2 separate regions of the Homo sapiens genome follow, and region 2 is linked to region 1. The links are chromatin contacts, found by Hi-C or POLR2A ChIA-PET in ENCODE. All regions are on one chromosome and are shown on one strand. The core of a region is the stretch at or near the end of the contact, and the rest is flanking DNA. Distances in the headings are between cores, read along the strand shown. Region 1 holds the start of C19orf53 (chromosome 19 open reading frame 53). Region 2 holds the start of ADGRL1 (adhesion G protein-coupled receptor L1).

Evidence for each region. A loop is a pair of places that touch in the nucleus more often than their neighbours do. ChIA-PET counts read pairs that join two places held with the same protein, here RNA polymerase II (POLR2A). Pooled maps may share reads with other maps.
Region 2: a pooled map shows a loop between it and region 1 (10-fold over the local background). The contact joins the promoter of ADGRL1 here to the promoter of C19orf53 in region 1. A Hi-C loop is called at or near these places in 6 of 50 pooled maps. POLR2A ChIA-PET finds 5 or more read pairs at or near these places in 2 of 52 experiments (CD4-positive, alpha-beta T cell and activated naive CD8-positive, alpha-beta T cell).

Annotation. Positions count from the first base shown.
Region 1 is chr19:13,771,839-13,776,527 of GRCh38, reverse strand. It overlaps C19orf53 (chromosome 19 open reading frame 53), which reads right to left and starts at 2,072. Exons shown (of 3, transcript NM_014047.3): 1 at 1,954-2,072; 2 at 1,821-1,876. The coding sequence starts at 2,050. MRI1 (methylthioribose-1-phosphate isomerase 1) reads right to left here. Exons shown (of 6, transcript NM_001031727.4): 6 at 2,246-4,407. The coding sequence ends at 4,247. RefSeq lists enhancers at 1,007-1,535, 1,536-2,065, 2,042-2,241, 2,312-2,381.
Region 2 is chr19:14,203,492-14,208,180 of GRCh38, reverse strand. ADGRL1 (adhesion G protein-coupled receptor L1) reads left to right here and starts at 2,012. Exons shown (of 23, transcript NM_014921.5): 1 at 2,012-2,196. RefSeq lists silencers at 1,219-1,318, 1,339-1,398.

The sequences.
Region 1 (4,689 bases), core at 823-3,322:
CTGAGTGAGGACTGGACCTTTTTCCTGGGTGAGGTGGAAGCCATGGAGGATTCTGAGCCAAGGAGGGAGGGAACCGACTCAGGTGCTCATGGGCACCCTCTGGCTTCTGTGAGAGGACCAGGTGGGATCCAGGAGACAAGGGAGAAGGTGGCTGCACTGGTCCCGGTGGGAAATGATGTGGGTGGGACCAGGTAGGGGCCAAGAAGATGGGAGGCGGGTGGATTCTGGATTGATTCTAAGGGCAAAATAGGGGCGAGCACAGTGGCTCATGCCTGTAATCCCAGCACTTTGGGAGGCCGAGGCGGGTAGATCATGAGGTCAGGAGTTCGAGACCAGCCTGGCCAACATAGTGAAACCCCATCTCTACTAAAATTACAAAAAAAAAAAAAAAAAAAAAAAAAAATTAGCCCGGTGTGGTGGTGCAGGCCTGTAATCCCAGTTACTCGGGAGGCTGAGGGAGGAAAATCGCTTGAACCCAGGAGGCAGAGGTTGCACCTAAGCCAAGATCACTCAACTGCACTCCAGCCTGGGCGACAGAGCGAGACTCCATCTCAAAAAAACAAAACAAAACAAATGGGATGAGACCGGGATGTGAGAGAAAGGAGGGATTCAAGGATGACCTATGGCATCTGGAAGGAAGTGATCACAGGGGGAGGAGGGCAGAATGGGAAGGGAGGATCAGGAATTTGGTTTTGGACATGCTGAGTGCAAGGTGACCATGAGATTCCCCACTCCACGGAGGTAAGCGGGCCAGTGGGTACCCAGTTCTGAGAAAACCGACACTCTGGGGTGACGAAACAATTTGCTCAAGATCACAGGGCTGTTTACTGTGGAGTACAATTCAAACCCAGGTTTGACTCCCACCAAAACCAGTTTTAAATCTCCTTCCAACTTCTTTACAAGCTCAACCTTACCCATCTACATATAAATGTTGCACTTAAAAACAACCATAGGGTGGCTCACGCCTGTAATCCCAGCATTTTGGGAGGCAGAGGCGGGAGGATGCCTTGAGGCCAGGAGTTCAAGACCAGCCCGAGCAGCATAGTGAAACCTGTCTCTACCAAAAATACAAAAAAAATAAAATTAGCCGCGTATTGGCGAGCACCTGCAATTCTACCTACTCGAGAGGCTGAGACGGAAAGATTGCCTAAGTCCAGGAGGCTGAGGCTGCAGTGAGCTATAATGGGGCCACTGCACTCCAGCCTGGGCAACAGTGAGACCCTGACTCAAAAAAAAATGACGATAACCAACGCACCCTCACACTTCTTTGAGCCCTCTGCTGTTCTAGGTTTACAAAGCTGGGCTTTCAATTCCCTTCCCATGTCACCTCGCTGTCTTCCTGAGTTCAATTAAAGAAAACAGTAACAGCAAGAGGCTGACGTTATTGGAACCCTTTTTGGGCCGCAGGTCTTGCTTCTACGAGGCCCTTTTGAAGTGGTAAGTGGTGTTCCTGCACCCCTTGCACAAGGAAGAAAAGGGAGGCCCACAGAGCTGGGAGTCCTCCAGGCCTCATCCCTTGCCCTTTGCCGATCCCTGTGCTCCTTCCCTCGCCGGCCTCCAGATTTCATCTCTCGTCCCTAGCACGTCCCCCAGCCCCTATCCCTCGCCAGCTTCCACCTCTTACCCCTCTCTGCGCCCCGGGCTCCATCCTTCGCTCCTAACGCGGCCCCTGGCTCTATCCCCTCGCTCCTAGCTCGTCCCCAGGATCCACCCTCTCCCCTCACTGATCCCCGGGCTCCACCCATCCCCCCTCGCCGTCCTCCGGGTTCCACCCCTCGCTACTCGCCGCCCTCCGGGCTCCATCTCTCGCCCCCGCACACCTTCTTGAGCTTTTGCTGCTGCACGACGCGCGCCTTCTTGGGAGCGATAACACGACCTGGGGAAAGATGTGCTCACGTGAGGCCGGGAAGCCGGGGGTCCACCTCGCCCCCAAGTCCCCGGGCCGCTCCTTACCGCCTTTTCTTGGGCCCCGATTCTTTTCAGAGGCTGCCGCTGCCGTCTTACTCTTTGCGGGTTTGTGCGCCTGAAACTTGCGCTGCCCCTGCGCCATGGTCCGGCACGCAGCGGAAGAGGCGGGACTGTGAGCAGTCGTAGCCGGAAGGCACAGGGAACCATGGGATACAGCGGGGCGGAAAAACGCAAGAACTCACGGGATACAACGTGGCACAGAGTTAAAGAGACAGCATCCCACAAGGGTAGTGTAGTGGATCACAGTTGGAGTTTTCAAACATTACGAACAAAACGGTGACAATGATAAGCTAACGTTTATTGAGAGCTTATGTGTTTTAGAAAACTTACAACGTTTTATGATCTTTACACATAAAAACTCAGACTAGGTTAGGGTGTGGCACTCACCTCTGGTACAGAATTTAAGAAGGTTCAAAAACTTTGGTAATAGTAAACAATATTTTCAAGACTTAAAAAATATTTTAATATCCAAAATAATCAAATTGTTAAACTACATCCTGCAGACCGGCAGCATAATTTTGTAAATAAAGTTTTAGTGGAACCAGGGTGTTGAGGTCAGTAAGCTCAAGGCACAAGTGCGGGGTTCTAGCCTCTTCAAAATTTTATTTAGGCCGGGCACGGTGGCTCACGCTTGTAATCCCAGCACTTTCGGAGGCCGCGGGGCGCGGATCACCCGAGGTCAGGAGTTGGAGACCAGCCACGACTAACATGGTGTCTCCAATAAAAATACAAAAATTAGCCAGGCATAGTGCCAGGCTCCTGTAATCCCAGCTACTCGGGAGGCTGAGGCAGGAGAGTCGCTTGAACCCAGAAGGCGGAGGTTGCAGTGAGCTGAGATGGCACCACTGTACTCCAGCCTGGGCGACAGAGCGAGACCCCGTCTCAAACAAATACTTGTTTTGTTCATCATGGATTTTTTTTTTTTTTTAAAGAGATGGGGTCTCACTCTGTTGCTTAGGGTGAAGTGCAGTAGTGCAATCAAAGCACACTGCATCCTTGAACTCCTGGGCTCAAGCCATCCTCCCACTTCAGCCTGAGTAGCTGGGGCTAGAGGTGTGAGTTCCATGCCCAGCTCATTGTTTTTAAATTTTTGTTTGTAGAGACAAGCTCTTCCTATGTTACCCAAACTGGTCTCAAACACCTGGGCTCAAGGGATCCTCCCAAAGTGCTGGAATTACAGGCATGAGCCACCAAGCCTGGCCTCATCATGGATTTTTGCATTAATTTTGATTTTTAAAAAATACTGCTGTAAGGTCAGGCACAGTGGCTCATGCCTGTAGTCCCAGCACTTTGGGAGGCTGAGGCAGGGGGATCATTTGAGTCAGGAGTTCGAGACCAGCCTGGCCAACATGGTGAAATCATGTCTCTACTAAAAATAGAAAAATTAGCTGGGCATGGTGGCGCATGCCTGTAATCCCAGCTACTCAGGAGGCTGTGGCAGGAGAATCGCTTGAACCGGGGAGGCACAGGTTTCAGTGAGCTGAGATCTCGCCTCTACATTCCAGCCTGGGTAACGAGTGATACTTGATCTCAAAAAAAAAAAACCCAAAACAAAATATTGCTTTAAAATATTTTTTATCTTGGTTGCTGAGCTTTTTTGGTGTCCTCTTAAAATTCTGCCCTGGAGATGTCACCCTAGCTCCAGCCCTGACCTTAAGAGGGAGGTACTAGTATTATCCACATTTATTTTTTATTTTTTTAATTAAATAATTAATTAATTATATTTATTTTTGAGACGGAGTCTCGCTCTGTTGCCCAGGCTGGAGTGCAGTGGCGCTATCTCGGCTCACTGCAAGCTCTGCCTCCCAGTTTCACGCCATTCTCCTGCCTCAGCCTCCCAAGTAGCTGGGACTGCAGGTGCCCACCACCACACCCGGCTAATTTTTTGTATTTTTAGTAGAGATGGGGTTTCACCATGTTAGCCAGGATGGTCTCAATCTCCTGATCTTGTGATCCACCTGCCTCGGCCTCCCAAAGTGCTGGGATTACAGGTGTGAGCCACTGCGCCCGGCCTGTTATCCACATTTTATAAATGAGGAAACCAAGGCACAGAGAGGTGAAGTGACTTGCCCAAGATCATACAGTGGGAAAAGTGGCGGAGTCAGGATTTGAATCTGGGCAGCCTGGCTCTAGGTGCTGGGCTCTAGATGGAAGGCCCTGTCTGAGCTCCCTGCACTAGGAACAAGTGTGGTCAGGGGCTGGACGGTCAGCTTTTGGGTAGCCATTCAAGAAATGTATTGAAAAACCTAGAGAGGCAGGCTAGGGAGAGCTGAGTTGGTTACATCTGGGGTCCATCTAGGGTTCCATCCCTGGAAGAGATGGTGGTGGTTAGGGCTGTCCGGAGCTCCTCAGGGGCAAAGACCCCCAGTTCTGTGATGATGCCACCAGTGATGAGGTCGTGGGGGGTGACATCGAAGGCAGGATTCCAAACTCCAATCCCTGCAGGGGAGAGAGGGGAGGCAAGGAGGCAAGAATTTGCTTCTGTGAAAGTTCTCAGGTTGTAGTCATCTGTTTCTACCACAGTGGTTCTTGGAGTTGGGGAGTCCTTGAGAACCTGAGGATTCTCACCCCAAAAGTACATGCAGGCATGGACATTGTACTCAATAGTAAGTTTAGACTCGCCACTGCCCCTAGAATGTCAGTCCCCAAGAAAAATTCAAAGTCCTATACACATCTATGCCACTTATTTTTTTATTTTTTGTGAGATGTAGTTTTGCTCTT
Region 2 (4,689 bases), core at 763-3,262, 430 kb before region 1:
CCCCCCTGTTCCCTCCACTCCAGGATTCTTCCCACTTCCATTTCCCTCCAGCCCCCACCCTGCACAAAGTTGCCTGTTCTGCCGAAGTGCCTATTTTTGGCTTGGGGCCCAGTTTTATAGCCCCAGCTATAGGTCTTGGCAGTCATAACTTTCGCTCTCCAGAGAGCCAAGCCGGGTCCAACAGCCTTCCCCACCCCAGAGAGGGGGTGCGGGGGCTCCCTCTGCAGCCTCAACCCGAAACCTGCCCCTCGCCTCACTTGGTCTGATGCCTGGGAACCCAAGCCTGCTTCTTGCCCTACTTCTTAGAGTCCACCAGCTGCAATGGAGTTGTTAGGTGTTGAAAATCCATGCCGGGTTTTTACTCTTTTAGAGAACATAAAATTCAATTTTTCCCCTCGCACCCCCTCCCCAAAAGCAAGACTTTGAGGCGTTTACAGGTACAAACCTCCCCCTAACGCTTCCCTCCGCCCCTGCTGCCCGGTCAGCTCCAAGCCCCTGTCCCGGTGGCCCAGGATCTTCTGCTGAGGGTCTCATCCCGTCCCGCGCTCCAGTCCTGGCTTTGCGTGCCTCCCTCGCCTTTTATTGTAGGTCTGGTCTCCCAGGGTAGCGGCCTCATCGCATTCCCTTCGCAGCGCCCCTGGATCCAGAAACCGCTTTTACCTGTCCGCTCCGGTGCAGCCAGCGCGCCAAATCCCTTCGTACCCGAGTCCAGTCCTCCTTTTGCCCGTCCCCCTTGCACGTCGCTGCCAGGAAGATGAGGGCAGCCCAAGTCGCCTCAGCCACTAAGCATCCCCCTTCCAGAACCCCCCACCATGCGAACCCAGGTCCCGGGAGTTCCGGGCCGGGTCTTGCTTGTTTCCACTGCGTTAGGCCTGACGCATTACTCCGTCTCCCGAGAAAGAATCCGGCCCGAAATTTGCGTGCCCCGGGTGCATTTGGCCATGTCGCATCTACCCCCCAACCCCCCGCTCCAACACCGTTCCTCCCATCTTTATCTAATCCAACTCGGGTTTTGCACAACCCTTCCAGATCTCCCCATTTGCGCCCTCCTTCCCCGGGCTCGGCGCCTTTCCTTATACTTCACTGGAAAATCCGCTCCGGGTCTTCCTTACGCCTGTCTCCCTTCCCCCACTCCCCGCTCCAACGCGGGGCTCCAGCACGTCGCTTTCCCTCTCCCTGCTTTTCCAGGGAGGAGGCGAGAGGAGGCGAAAGGAAGGAAAGTCCAGCCCGGGTTTTCGGGCCGGCTCCTGGGGCGCTCAAGCGGGTTGCGGCGGCCAGTCCCGGGCGGCGACTCCGGGCCGGGTTTTGCGCGCGCCCACCGCCCCCCTCCCGGAGCGGGTGCGCCGGGGAGCGGGGCGAGCAGGCGGCTTGTCATTGCTGGTGCCCGGCGCCGGCTCGGTCCGCGCGTCCTGCGGTGCCCACGGGCCCGGCCCGGCGCCCCCCCTCCGGCCGCACCGGGGGCGCGACGCCGCGGCACCCGCCTCCAGCCGCGCCGCCCCCCTCCGCCAGCTCCGCGCCGCCCGCCCCCAACCCGAGCTCCCCGCGGCCACTGCGGGGAGCCCGAGCCGTCGGCGCGGGAGCTGTCGGCGCTGCGGTGCCCCCGCCCCGCCGTCTGCCGAGGAGGCCCCGGCTGATGGGGCCGCGCGGGCCCCGGAGCGGCGCCGCCGGGCGGCGGGGGCCTGCAGGGGCGCCCCGGCTGCCCCGTTAACCCCTCGTCCACCGCCGGCGTCGGAGGGGGCTGGGAAGTCGCCTGGGCGCACACGTGCCGCCTCCGTCGGGGCCGCGGAGCTGCGGGGGAGATGCGGGCCGCTGCCGGCGCCGCCTCGGGGCGCTCCGCCTCGCCCCAGCCCCCGGCGCTCTGACGCCGCCCCCGCCCCACCGCCTCCCTCCCCGGGAGGGGCGCAGACCCGATCGCCCCCAGTCCCGAGCCTCCGCCGCCGCGAGGGGGCCGCCTTTGGATCCGTGTAATCCGCCTCTTTTTTTTCTTTTCTTTTCTTTTTTTTTTTTTTTCCTAATTTTTGGTCGGCGGCGGTGCTGGGCCAGGGGAAGGAAGGGACACGGAGGCCGCCCTCGTCCCGCCACCTCCTACCCGCTTCCCCCCAGCCCCGGCTCCGGGAGATGTGCCGGGCGGGGGGCCCGGGTTCGCCGAGCCGCAGGAGAGACACGCTGGGCCGACCCCAGAGAGGCGCTGGACAGGTGAGTGTCTGCGGGCCCAGGGCGAGGGGCGAAGCCGCACCTGGGCCAGGTGTGCGGGGCGCGTGGAAGAGGGGAGGCGGGAAGGATGGGAGGCCGGGGCCTGTCCTGGCCGCGAGGGGGGAGGGGACACGGGAGCCGCGCGGGGCACCGCACCTGAGCGGGAGGGGCGTCGGGGGCAGCCCGCACCTCACCCCCACTGGCGAGGGGCCTGGGAGGGGCGGCCCCCACGGAGCGCCCGGGGCGCGGGGGTGCGGACGGGCTACCGCAGGGTGCCTGGCGGGGGGAGGGGACCGCGAGTGTGCCCGCGCGTGGCTGCGTGTGCCCGCGCGCGCGCCAGCCTTTGTGGGGAAGCGGCGCGGCGGTGCCTGCGTGTCCCCGGTGCGTGTGCGCGCGGGTGCTTGGCGCCCTGTTTGTGTAGGTGTCTGGGTGTGAGCGGAGGGGGTGCGTGTGCGCGCCGCGCGCCGGCCCCGCGCCCCAGAGGAGCCGTGTCGGGGGCTGGCACCACAGGATGCTGGGCGAGGGGGTTGTTTTTCTCTGGGAGGCAGTGGCGCGGGGGATGGGGAGGGGTCCGTCTGGGTGTCCAGCCGGCCGCAGTCCGGGGGGCGCCGCTGTCAGGAGGAGGGGGTGCAGCCGGGCAGCACCTTCTCTCCGTGGTGCCGGGTTAAAGCACGGGAGGCCGGCAGGTTTGATCCACTCGGATTATTCGTGCTTTGAGGACAGCTCCCCACCCCCACCCCAGGTGCGCATTGGATTGAGCTGCGAGGGTTTGGTTGTCATCCTCCCATCTGACGGTCCTGGGACCCGAGTCCAGGCCTGAAGTGGTGGGGTGGGGGGATGCTGTGTTTGCTCCAGCCGTGTCCAGAAAATGCCCTCCCAGGTATCTCTCCAGTGCACCCCTGGCCCCCATCTGAAGACAGCCGCTGGCTACACACACCCCTGTCTCTACACTTCCAGTCCGGGTCCTCACACTGCCCCATCCCTGGCCAACACCTCACTGTACCTGCCTGGACCCTTTCTTCCTGTTCCAACCCCCATCCACCCCCAGCCATGCCAGCTGCGTGGGTGTTTCTGTATCCCAGTTCCAGGCAGGGCCCCCCCTTCCGCCTGGCTTCCACCGGACTCAGAGCTGGGGTCTGTCTTCCCACATCCCACTTCCCAACATGTGTGCCTGGGGGCAGGAGGGGGAGGGGTTCAAAATGGCTGCCAAGATGGCTGGCTCGCGCGCTCTCTCTCTCTCTGTCTGTCTCTCTCTCTCTCTCTCTCTCTCTCTCACTCTCTCTGTCTTTCTCTATCTCTCTCTGTCTTTCTCTCTTCCCCTCTCTGCTTGCCCGGCTCCCTTATCCTGGTAGGGAGTCACTGCTTAGAGGAGGTCGGATCCAGTGGGGCACACCTGAGGGTGAATGTCTATTCCGGGCCGTTGACCTCCATGCTGTTTGGGGACAGACCATTGGTTTCTGCTTCTCTCTCCAACACCCCAAGGGCTGGCATGAGTCTAACCTGACCCCAGACCCCACTCCTTCACCCTGGCTCACAGCCTGAAAGCTCCGTGCCCTCCACCTGCTCTCCAGGGCCTGGCCCCCTGAATTGATCAACCCCACGGAGGGTCCACACCCCTCATTCTCTTCTCCTGTCTGCCCCCGGCAGGGGACTCTGCGTGGGTCCCTGTCAGGCCCCAGCTTTGGGGGGCAGGTGACTTCTCCTTCCTCCCTGCTCCCCTCCCACTAATGCCAAATTTATTACTTAAAAGTAGGATGAAAACAGGGAGAATAAGAGAAGGATTACAACCTTCATTATCATATCGAGAAAATTATCCGTGATTTTCCTAACTAGCAATTTGTCTGCCATGCCGTTCAGAACTGACTTGCCCATTAATTACAGAGATGAAAAATCATCTGGAATTCGGAAAAGGGAACTAATTCCATGGCTGGCAGCGATCGCACCCGTGCACGGAGCCACATACGTGTGCGACATACGTGTGCGCTCACATGTGGGTCCCGGCCCTCCTGCTGGTCTTGCCACCATCTTCCTACCCAGCTTGGTGACCTCCCTCATGGCCCCGCTCGGTCCACCCCATGTGTGTGTGGCATCTGCTCTGGGACACCCCTGCAGGCCCTCTTTCTCTCCAAGGGGCGCCCATCTCAATCCCCACTTCTGGGCGCTTGCGTACCCCGTGATCACCCACGCTGATTCCTGCTCTTGGGGGTGTAGCTGGCGCCCAGGCTTGGGGAGGATGGGGAGCTGGGGACCAGCACACCTGGGCTGTGGAGCCTGCAGGGAGGGGGTGGAAGGGGGGGACTCGAAGCCCAGCTTCTATTCCCAGCCTGCCCAGGGGAGCCCTTTCTCCTGGGGGGCCTTGGAGGACCCTGTGGGCACGTTGGGGAGGAGCCTACAGGCGCCTCAGCTGCACGGGAGTGTGTTTGCATCCAGCAGTTTGGGCTCCTGGCGGGTGGCCTCTCCACCTGCATGTGAGGCTGTGTGACGCTTGCATCTCGG